2 separate regions of the Homo sapiens genome follow, and region 2 is linked to region 1. The links are chromatin contacts, found by Hi-C or POLR2A ChIA-PET in ENCODE. All regions are on one chromosome and are shown on one strand. The core of a region is the stretch at or near the end of the contact, and the rest is flanking DNA. Distances in the headings are between cores, read along the strand shown.

Region 1 (4,559 bases), core at 1,100-3,599:
ACTTGAACCCAGGAGGCAGAGGTTGCAGTGAGCCAAGATCACACCACTGCACTCCAGCCTGGGTGACAGAGCAAGACTCTCTCTCAAAAAAAAAAAAAAAAAAAAAAAAGAGTTTGAGCAAAGGGAATTCTGATTTAATTGAAAAAAAAAATACGATCAAGCAGGTATATCTTCAAGGGCCATTATGTCCCAGGCCTTGAGTACTTCTGATGCTGTGATGAGATCAGCCAACCACACAAGACCATTCACTGAGCATCTTCTGTAAACTTGACACTGTGGTATCACCATCAACAAAGAGAAGAGTGAAAAAAACACAGAAGGGTGTTTGTAGCTTTAGGGGGCTGCGGTGTTTCACAGGTTGTTGGATTTGAGGGTCCATTTGCTGTAAGGTTGTAAAGATAGCCAGTGGCTTGGAACTCCAGTGCCACCCCCCACCACTACCCAGCCACAGACCCCAGCTTTGATTTCATAACCACACAACATACAGACTTCACACCACTCCTAACCAGTGTGGTTTACTCTCTAAATTGAACACTAAGATCTACAGATAAGACTGGGGGACTGAAAACAAGGACACCTTTGTCTCAGCCCTGGTTCTGCAGGTACAGTCAATTGTGTGATCTTTTTCCTAAGTAAATGGGACAGCTGCATCGTTTACATTAAGATTCATGCAGACAGCTCTGGTTAATTCTTTCTCAAAATAAAAACAGTTAATAGACAAACCCAAACCTCAGGTTCATTTCAGGTTGTCTGTCTGAAACCAACCTATCCATGACTATGTCTGGAAAAATTCTCTTCCCTTTTAAACCATTCAGACATGAGCTGGTACAACATAGTCTTATGGCTTGAACCTCTAGATGAAGGTTTTTTTTCTCAAAGAAAGAAAAATAATTTTTGTTTTTGTTTTTTGAGCCAGGGTCTAGCTCTGTCGCCCAGGCTAGAATGGAGTGGCACAATCTCGGCTCATTGCAACCTCCACTTACTGAATTCAAGCAATTCTCCTGCCTTAGCCTCCTGAGTAGCTGGGACCAAAGAGGTACACCACGACATCTGGCTAATTTTTGTATTTTTAGTAGAAATGGGGTTTCACCATATTGGCCAGGCTGGTCTCCAACTCCTGACCTCAAGTGATCAGCCATCTTGGCCTCCCAAAGTGCTGGGGTTACAGGCATAAGCCACTGTGCCCGTACATAATTCTCATTTTAAAAAACTTTTTATTTTTTATTTTTGCAGAACTGTCAAACTCCTTCCTCAAATTTTCTTCCTATTTTATGATTGCTGACTTTGGGGTGGGGGAAGTCGCAGTGAATATTTATTAACTGTTAGATCCAATGGAACATGTGTCATGGACTCTTTTTCAACTAAGAAGTGGAAGCTGAAGCTGTCTTTCTTTTTTGATTTTAAAATTTCACCTTTATGTTAGATTGGGAAGTACATGTGCAGGTTTGTGACAAGGGTATATTGCGGGATGCTGAGGTTTAGGGTGTGACTGAAGCCCTCATCCAGGTCGTGAGCACAGTAACCAACAGGTCGTTTTTCACGCCTTCCCCTCTCCCTCCCTCTCCCCTCTGGGAGTCCCCAGTGTCTTGTTCCCCTCCTTCCGCCCATGTGTACCCTATGTTTGGCTGCCACTTAATAAGTGAGAATATGCGGTATTTGGTTTTCCGTTTCTGCGTTAATTTGTTGAGCATAATGCTGTTTTCTTTTTTTTCTTTTAGACAGAGTTTCGCTCTTGTTGCCCAGGCTGAGTGCAGTGGTGCCATCTCAGTTCACTGCAACCTCCACCTCCCGGGTTCAAGCGATTCTCCTGCCTTAGCCTCCCGAGTAGCTGGGATTACAGGCGTGTGCCACCACGCCTGGCTAATTTTTGTATTTTTAGTTGAGATGGGGTTTCATCATATTGGTCAGGCTGGTCTCGAACTCCTGACCTCAGGTGATCCACCTGCCTCGGCCTCCCAAAGTGCTGGGATTACAGGCGTGAGCCACCGCGCCTGGCCATGCTGTTTTCTTAAACTAATCAAAAATAGTCTAAATACTGTACTTCACAGAATTTGTAAGGCTGGAAGAATCGGCCTGTGGCTGCTTCCAGCCTGGGAAAGGGATGGGCCACAAGATGGCGCCGCGCGTGCGGCGGTGAAGGCCGAGGCCGCCAGTGCCAGGTGGATGCCCGCCCTCCCCCAGGCCCTCAGGCCACGAGCAGGGGCGGGGGCACGGCTCACGATGTCATTTACACCGAGACAAAAGCCTAAATTGCTCCCTGTGCTTTCAGTGACCTAGGCCTTCCTCTCGTATTCTCTTTCTCTCGTATTCTCAAGTGTTTCTAGAAATGTGCTCTGGAGACATCCCCAAGCCAGTAGCTCCTCCCTCATTCTGAGAAGGCGGTTTAGTGCAGCTGGTCTCTGAAGGCATTGGGTGTTTTCCCCTCAGCTCCCGAGGGACAGCGTGGGAGGGTGGTGCTCTGGGCCTTCTCTCTACCATGCTTTGTTGTTGTTGATTTGTTTAAGCGCCAAACACTGAGTTTCCTTAATGTACCTGTGGGAAGATCAGTGGCAGAACTAGCAGAGGCTGTGTCCGGGCGCGGTGGCTCGCGCCTGTAATCCCAGCTACTGGGGAGGCTGAGGCAGGAGAATCGCTTGAGCCTGGGAGGTGGAGGTTGCAGTGAGCCGAGATCACACCACTACACTCCAGCATGGGTGACAGAGCGAGACTCCATCTCAAAAAAAAAAAAAAAAAAAAAAAAAAAAAAAAAAAGAACTAGCAACAAGCAAAGGCTGTGTTGCTTATGATACTTATTCCTGACAAAGGAAGGATGAACCTGAACTCTTAAATCTAAGGTGTTACCGGAAAGGGGTCCCGATCTAGACCCCAAGAGACCCTCGCACAAGAAGGAATTCAGGGCGAGTCCATAGAGTAAAGTGAAAGGAAGTTTATTAAGAAAGTAGAGAAATAAAAGAATGGCTACTCCATAGATAGAGTAGCGCAGGGGGCTGCTGGTTGTCCATTTTTATGGTTATTTCTGGATGATACGCTAAACAAGCGGTGGATTATTCATGCCTCCCCTTTTTAGACCATACAGGGTAATTCCTGATGTGGCCTTGGCATTTGTAAACTGTCATAGCGCTGGTGGGAGTGTAGCAGTGAGGACCACCAGAGGACACTGTCCTCGCCATGTTGGTTTTGGCCACTGTTTTACTGCAACCTGTTTTATCAGCAAGGTCTTTATGACCTGTGTTTTGTGCGGATCTCCTATCTTATCCTGTGACTTAGAATGCCTTAACCATCTGGGAATGCAGCCCAGTAGGTCTCAGCCTTATTTTACCCAGCTCCTGTTTAAGATGGAGTTGCTCTGGTTCAAACGCCTCTGACAAAGGGACAGTCATTTCACCTCACACATGAAAGCAAACCTAAAATTTTCTCTATTGGAAGTTCAATCTTGGCTAAGGGCATGATTTAGAAATCAAAGGAGTCTGACCTTCACGTGGTTTTGAACACTTGTGGAAAGGTAGCTGTGGGAAGGGACGTAGCCTTTGTAATGCAAGAGGAGAGAATGGGGTGTGGGGCGTGTGGCCCAGAAATGACACAGAACTCTGACAGCACTGCCCGGTTGCCATGTAGCTAGGTAAATATTTGCAAAGCACCTACTGCTTCTCCGGACTCGGGGCAAGTGTCTACTGGGCATGAAACCATCTCCGTGGGGAAGTGAGCCTTACCCAGTTCTTATCTCCCTCTTGAGGCCAAGTTCACAGAATATGACACAACTTCCAGAGGAAAGGGGGGCCTGCCAGTTCTTATCTTCCTCTCTCAGCTGGCATTGGGACATTTTAGTGGCCAGGACCAATGTGTTATCTGTAGGAGCCCTGAAGAGAAGAGGTGGGCCCAGAGGCTTTTTTTTTTTTTTTTTTTTTTTTTTTTTGAGACAGAGTCTCGTTCTGTCGCCAGGCTGGAGTGCAGTGGTGCGATCTCGGCTCACTGCAAGCTCCGACTCCCTAGTTCAAGCGATTCTCCTGCCTCAGCCTCCCAAAGAGCTGGAATTACAGGCACACACCACCACACCTAGCTAATTTTTGTATTTTTAGTAGAGACAGCGTTTCACCATGTTGGCCAGGGTGGTCTCGCTCTCCTGACCTTGTGATCCGCCTGCCTCGGTCTCCCAAAGTGCTGGGATTACAGGTGTGAGCCACCGCGCCCGGCCAAGACTCGTCTTCTGGATATTAATTCCCGGAGCTGTCATTTCCTGAGAGCTCATGATCAAGAGGCATTGAGAGGTAGACCAGCTCGCTGTATAATTGTTAGCGGTGCCAATCTGTAAGGCACGCTACAGTGTCATGGAGCTGTAATGAGATGGAAAATCATATTTCTCAGAGGTCTTCTCAGGTAGACTATTCTTTTTTAAAAATTTCAAATACAATTTAAAAACAAGTGCATGTTTTAAAATGTCATTTACCAAATCAAAAGCCAAACTAATAGAAAAAAAAATTTGTAACAAATATGCCAGATCAAAGCTTAATATAGTTAACATACAAATAAAAGGACTTCAAAATTAAACAAAATAAGATTGG
Region 2 (4,559 bases), core at 568-3,067, 520 kb after region 1:
AGCTGGGACTACAGGTGCACACCACCACACCTGGCTAATTTTTGAATTTTTTTGTAGAGACAGGGTCTCACTTTGTTGCTCAGGCTGGTCTTGAACTCCTGGGCTCAAGTGATCCTACTGCTTCATCCTCCCAAAGTGCTGAGATTACAGATATTAACCACTGTGCCTAGTTGAGAATTTTTTTTTTGAGCCTTATTCAGTGACAGTTCATCACCTAGCAGTATTTTATGTGGAGTGCACAACCACAGCCACACTATTCCATTACGGATGTCACTCAGAAATAAGAAGGAACATGTACAGCTGGTCCATCGTTCTGTCTAGAAGCAGACCTGCACCTTGATGCTTTAGATGGTGGCTGACTGTTATGTTCCTGAGGCTGTCGGGGAAGGAATCGTTCATTTCCTTCTGGAACTTAGTTGCCATGTTGGCTGCAAAGCCACGATAGATATCTTTGGTCTAACTCGGCCTTAACTTGCCTAAAATAGTTTAAACGTGTTTCATCTTGTTCTTCTCTAAAAGGAGATGGAGAACAGTTGGTCAACATTCTCGGTGTATTTTTTCACTGAGTTAGAGGATTGGTGTTAATTCAGGGATCACTGCACTTCTAGAAGTTGATGTGGGGCGTGGGATTATGATGAGCTCTTGGAAACCAGGGGTTCCAGCCAGCACAGTGTTGGGGCGAGGACCTCTATCCTCAAAGCCACCCAGCAGGGGACTTGAATGTAAGCGTCCTCCTCTGTCTGCCATTGATTAGATATGAAGGAGGCCTGTGCCTTTCACTTAAACTTGGGGATTCTCAGTTTCTTGTATATAAAATAAATGTGCTGGGCTAAATATCTCCTGTAAATTTTTTTTCTGGTTTTAACATTGTGTGTTTCTATAGACTTGTGAGTTGGCATCCTTTAAGTATGTAAATATCTACGTGTCAAGGATACTGGCCATCATTGTTCCTGTCTTCACTCCGTACAGCCAAGAAGAAGGATTCAGTCAATGGACCTCCCCAGCGTCTGTCTTCTGAGTGATCTCGATTCTTTTCATCTTTCCCCATAGCGCCTCTGTTCCCAGTCCTTTCGTCTTCACTCCTCGATGTGGTTGCTCCCCAACAGAGCTTGCTTTTTATTTGTTTCTCACTTAAATACCATATTTTGGTCCATGACTATAAGCATTACATCATTGTTCTCATCCTCTCCGACTGTTAGTGTCACAACAGGGTTTTATGTAACTGAGAAATTGTCATACAGGGCACAGATGAGTAGGTGGAACATCCAGATGAGAGTTTTCTCTCTTTCTCAACAGCCACTTGGTGACAGCCCACAGCGAACATTTTATCACACCGTGGGCTGCAGCCAGACCCCCGGTGTTGGAGAGGACAGGGCCCCCTAAGTGGGGAGACTTGTAGGGCCTGCTCCTCTTCGTGGACCTGACTCATCGCACGTGGGCGACGTAAACCCAGCCTGGCTTTGAGGAGCCCCATCCCACACATGGCAGTCCCACAGAGTCGCTCTGAACACAGTGTTTTTAAGGCACTTTTCTTCCTTGTGGAATTGCTTCTTTAGATACTTGATGTGGGAGGGAGGTCACGTTTTGTCGTGGTGGGAAAGAGGGGGAGGGCAGCATTGTGGAGCTCCATTTGTTCTTTGTCATGATTAAAAACCAAAACCCTGGAATGACTACGGCAGTCTTCTTAATCAGATTTCACAAGAAAGGCTTGACTTAAGTACAGAGTAGGCGTCACGCCGTGATCACACAGCAGGTAGGCCCCCATGGGAGACCCCAGAAGGGCCGCACAGCAGTGCCGTTTGTGGCCACATTGCTCTGAAATGCCTTCCTTGGCACAGTTGACTTCCTCCATCCCGCGGAGTTCCAAGGCCCTCCCACATTTCAAAAGCCCAGTGGCCCCAGCTTCTACTCCCTCCCCGTTCCTTAGCCTCACTCCTCCATGATTGGCTTTGGGAGCATTTAAACAGCAGTCCCAGCTCAGATGAGAATGGTAATTACATACCAGTATGGTGCTTTCATGGGGACTTCTCATGCCTGTGGTGAAACTCGAGGCTACTGGACAGATCAGGGTAAGCTGCTCTTTGGCGATACTTTTTTTTTTTTTTTTTTTTGAAACGGAGTCTTGCTGTGTTGCCCAGGCTGGCGTGCAGTAGCACGAGCTCAGCTCACTGCAGCCTCTGCCTCCCAGGTTCAAGCGATTCTCCTGCCTCATCCTCCCGAGAAGCTGGGATTACAAGCACGCATCACTGCACCTGGTTTTTATATTTTTAGTAGAGACAGGGTTTTACCATGTTGGCCAGGCTGGTCTCAAACTCCTGACCTCAGGTGACCCACCGGCCTCAGCTTCCCAAAGTGCTGGGATTACAGGCGTAAGCCACCATGCCTGGCCTGGTGATATGTTTTTAATTTAATTGTTTTTTTTTTTTTTTTTTTTGCCATCCTGATCTATTGCTAGAGGCAATTCATTCCTCATGAATGACAGCTCTAGGTGAAGGCTGATAGAGACCAGAGAAGGAGGCTATCCCAACAGAAAAGATCAGAGCTGTCCCAAAAGCCTTCTGCTCTTCTTCTGTGACTTTGGATGGAAGACAGACTTCAGGCAGAGAACGCTCCTGTGTTTCAGCCTGATTTTTACTTGCCAACAGTCTGGATTGCAATACTGGAAACCTGGGTGAAGCAGCAGCTGTTTATCAAGATGCTCCTGGTAAAAGTCCCTCATTGTCTTAATTTTTTCTTTTTTAATATCCCTGCTGCTGCAAATTCTGCTACTGACAGGAAGCTGACCTGACCCAGCACATTCAGTATCACCTCCTTGTCTTGATGTCATTCTTACTGAGGCCAAATTCTCTACTGAAATGTGTGTCTGGGGTTGCAACAACACGAAGCTTAATTTTATTTTTCCTGATCTTTAAGTTCTGTTTAGCATCTCTGAAAAGGCCACTGCTGGGTAGAAATGTCATCTTTCTCTCTCACTGTTTGAGAGAAATCTTCTCGTGTCTTCTCTGATACGCAGTGTCGCAAACTGTTAGAAACTTGATTACAGTTTGATTTAGTAGCTGGTGTTCCTTCCCCCACCAGCAGGGGGGGCATCGCTTCGTCCCACTTCCTGGTGGAAGTTCCTCAAGGACCGGAAGACCAGCTGTGATCTGAGCGTCTAACCCTGGACACAGATACCTACTGGCATTGTTTACAATGAGAGGCCATGTGCAACTCTTCCAAATTGAGCTCCAGTTCTTTTCCTTGCAGGCGTAACTCTAGGACACAGTGGCATGTGCCCATCAAGACAGGAAACTGAGGCATAGGCAAGGTAATGAATCCTCTAGTTTACTGTGGCACAGAGCCCAGCCTATAATCCTGTCCTCTGATTCCATGCTGGATCTGAGATAACAGACTTGTTTTTTAGAGTAAATTCAGTATTTTCAGTTTTTTTTTTTTTTGTTTTTTTTTTTTTTGAGACAGAGTCTTGCTCTGTTGCCCAGGCTAGAGTGCAGTGGTGCAATCTTGGCTCACTGCAACCTCCACCTCCTCGGTCCAAGCAGTTCTCCTGCCTCAGCCTCCAGAGTAGCTGGGACTGCAGGCATGCACCACCGCGCCTGGCTAATTTTTGTATTTTTAGTAGAGACGGGGTTTCACCATGTTGGCCAGGCTGGTCTCAAACTCCTGACCTCACGTGATCCGCCCACCTCAGCCTCCCAAAGTGCTGGGATTACAGGCGTGAGCCACTATACCCGGCCTGGTGCTGGACTGTTGGCTTTTATCTTCTGGCATCGAGGACTGCCCCTGTCCCCCAGGCTGCTCCCTCCTGATGTGTCACCGTCCTCCGCCCACTGGAGGGGTCATGTGTGAAGGACAGAGAGGAGAGGCCACACAGACTTCCATGGAGGTGAGCAAAGCACCCTGAACGTGGGCTTCCTAGGAGGCTAAGGGCTTCGCCGTTTCCTCCACCCTCTCAGCAGAAACTGCTTCTTGGCACGTCCTTGGGGCTCGGGAAAGGGAAAATTCTTTTCTACTTCAGAAGAGCATGAAGATTGATTACCACGAGCCCCACACCCACAAGACAGCTGCTGTCTTAGTTTCAGTCCCCTTGGTTACGCCTTGTTCTTCTCTCTTCTTTGGTAAGGAAAATGGGCAATTTAATTGTTTTAAAAACAAGATGAAAGGTTTCTGAAACTCTTTTTTTGTTTTTTTGAAGTCTCTCGAGTCTTTCCGTTCGCCAGGAATACTTGCTCTAAATCAATATAAAGTAGCTTGGTTCCCGCAAAGTGGAATTTTCCATAAGTGGGCTGGTGGTGAGTCTCACAGTAGTAAATCCAATTATTTTGAATTTTCTACCTAGTTTTATAAAAAGCATGAGTTAATCGTGGTCTCTGAGAAGGACCACATCTCTCCACAGGGGTCTCTGATGGCTCCTTGGACACTCTGGTGAGGCTGAGTGGTTTACATGGAGCTTAACTTTTATTTACTGGTGTAAACTTGATAAGCCGATGGGATATTGTTTTGTCAGGAATAGCAAAGAAAGCTGAGTTAATAGCACCCAAGATCTGACCAGGAGGAGGTTC

The links. A loop is a pair of places that touch in the nucleus more often than their neighbours do. ChIA-PET counts read pairs that join two places held with the same protein, here RNA polymerase II (POLR2A). Pooled maps may share reads with other maps.
Region 2: a loop to region 1 is called in a pooled map, with 6 times the contacts of the local background. The contact joins two enhancer-like sites. A Hi-C loop is called at or near these places in 7 of 50 pooled maps. POLR2A ChIA-PET finds 5 or more read pairs at or near these places in 2 of 52 experiments (H1 and activated B cell).

Annotation. Positions count from the first base shown.
Region 1 is chr10:12,262,227-12,266,785 of GRCh38, forward strand. No RefSeq gene overlaps it. Among named protein-coding and RNA genes, the nearest start is that of CDC123, 68 kb to the left of the region's middle. RefSeq lists silencers at 1,464-1,513, 2,084-2,143 and enhancers at 1,951-2,489, 2,364-2,463. Within about 2 kb of position 2,350, at least 24 of the 41 ENCODE cell types and tissues checked have a DNase peak (open chromatin) inside an H3K27ac peak, as active enhancers do.
Region 2 is chr10:12,779,559-12,784,117 of GRCh38, forward strand. The region is part of intron 5 of CAMK1D (calcium/calmodulin dependent protein kinase ID); the gene reads left to right. Among named protein-coding and RNA genes, the nearest start is that of MIR548Q, 56 kb to the left of the region's middle. Within about 2 kb of position 1,818, at least 4 of the 41 ENCODE cell types and tissues checked have a DNase peak (open chromatin) inside an H3K27ac peak, as active enhancers do.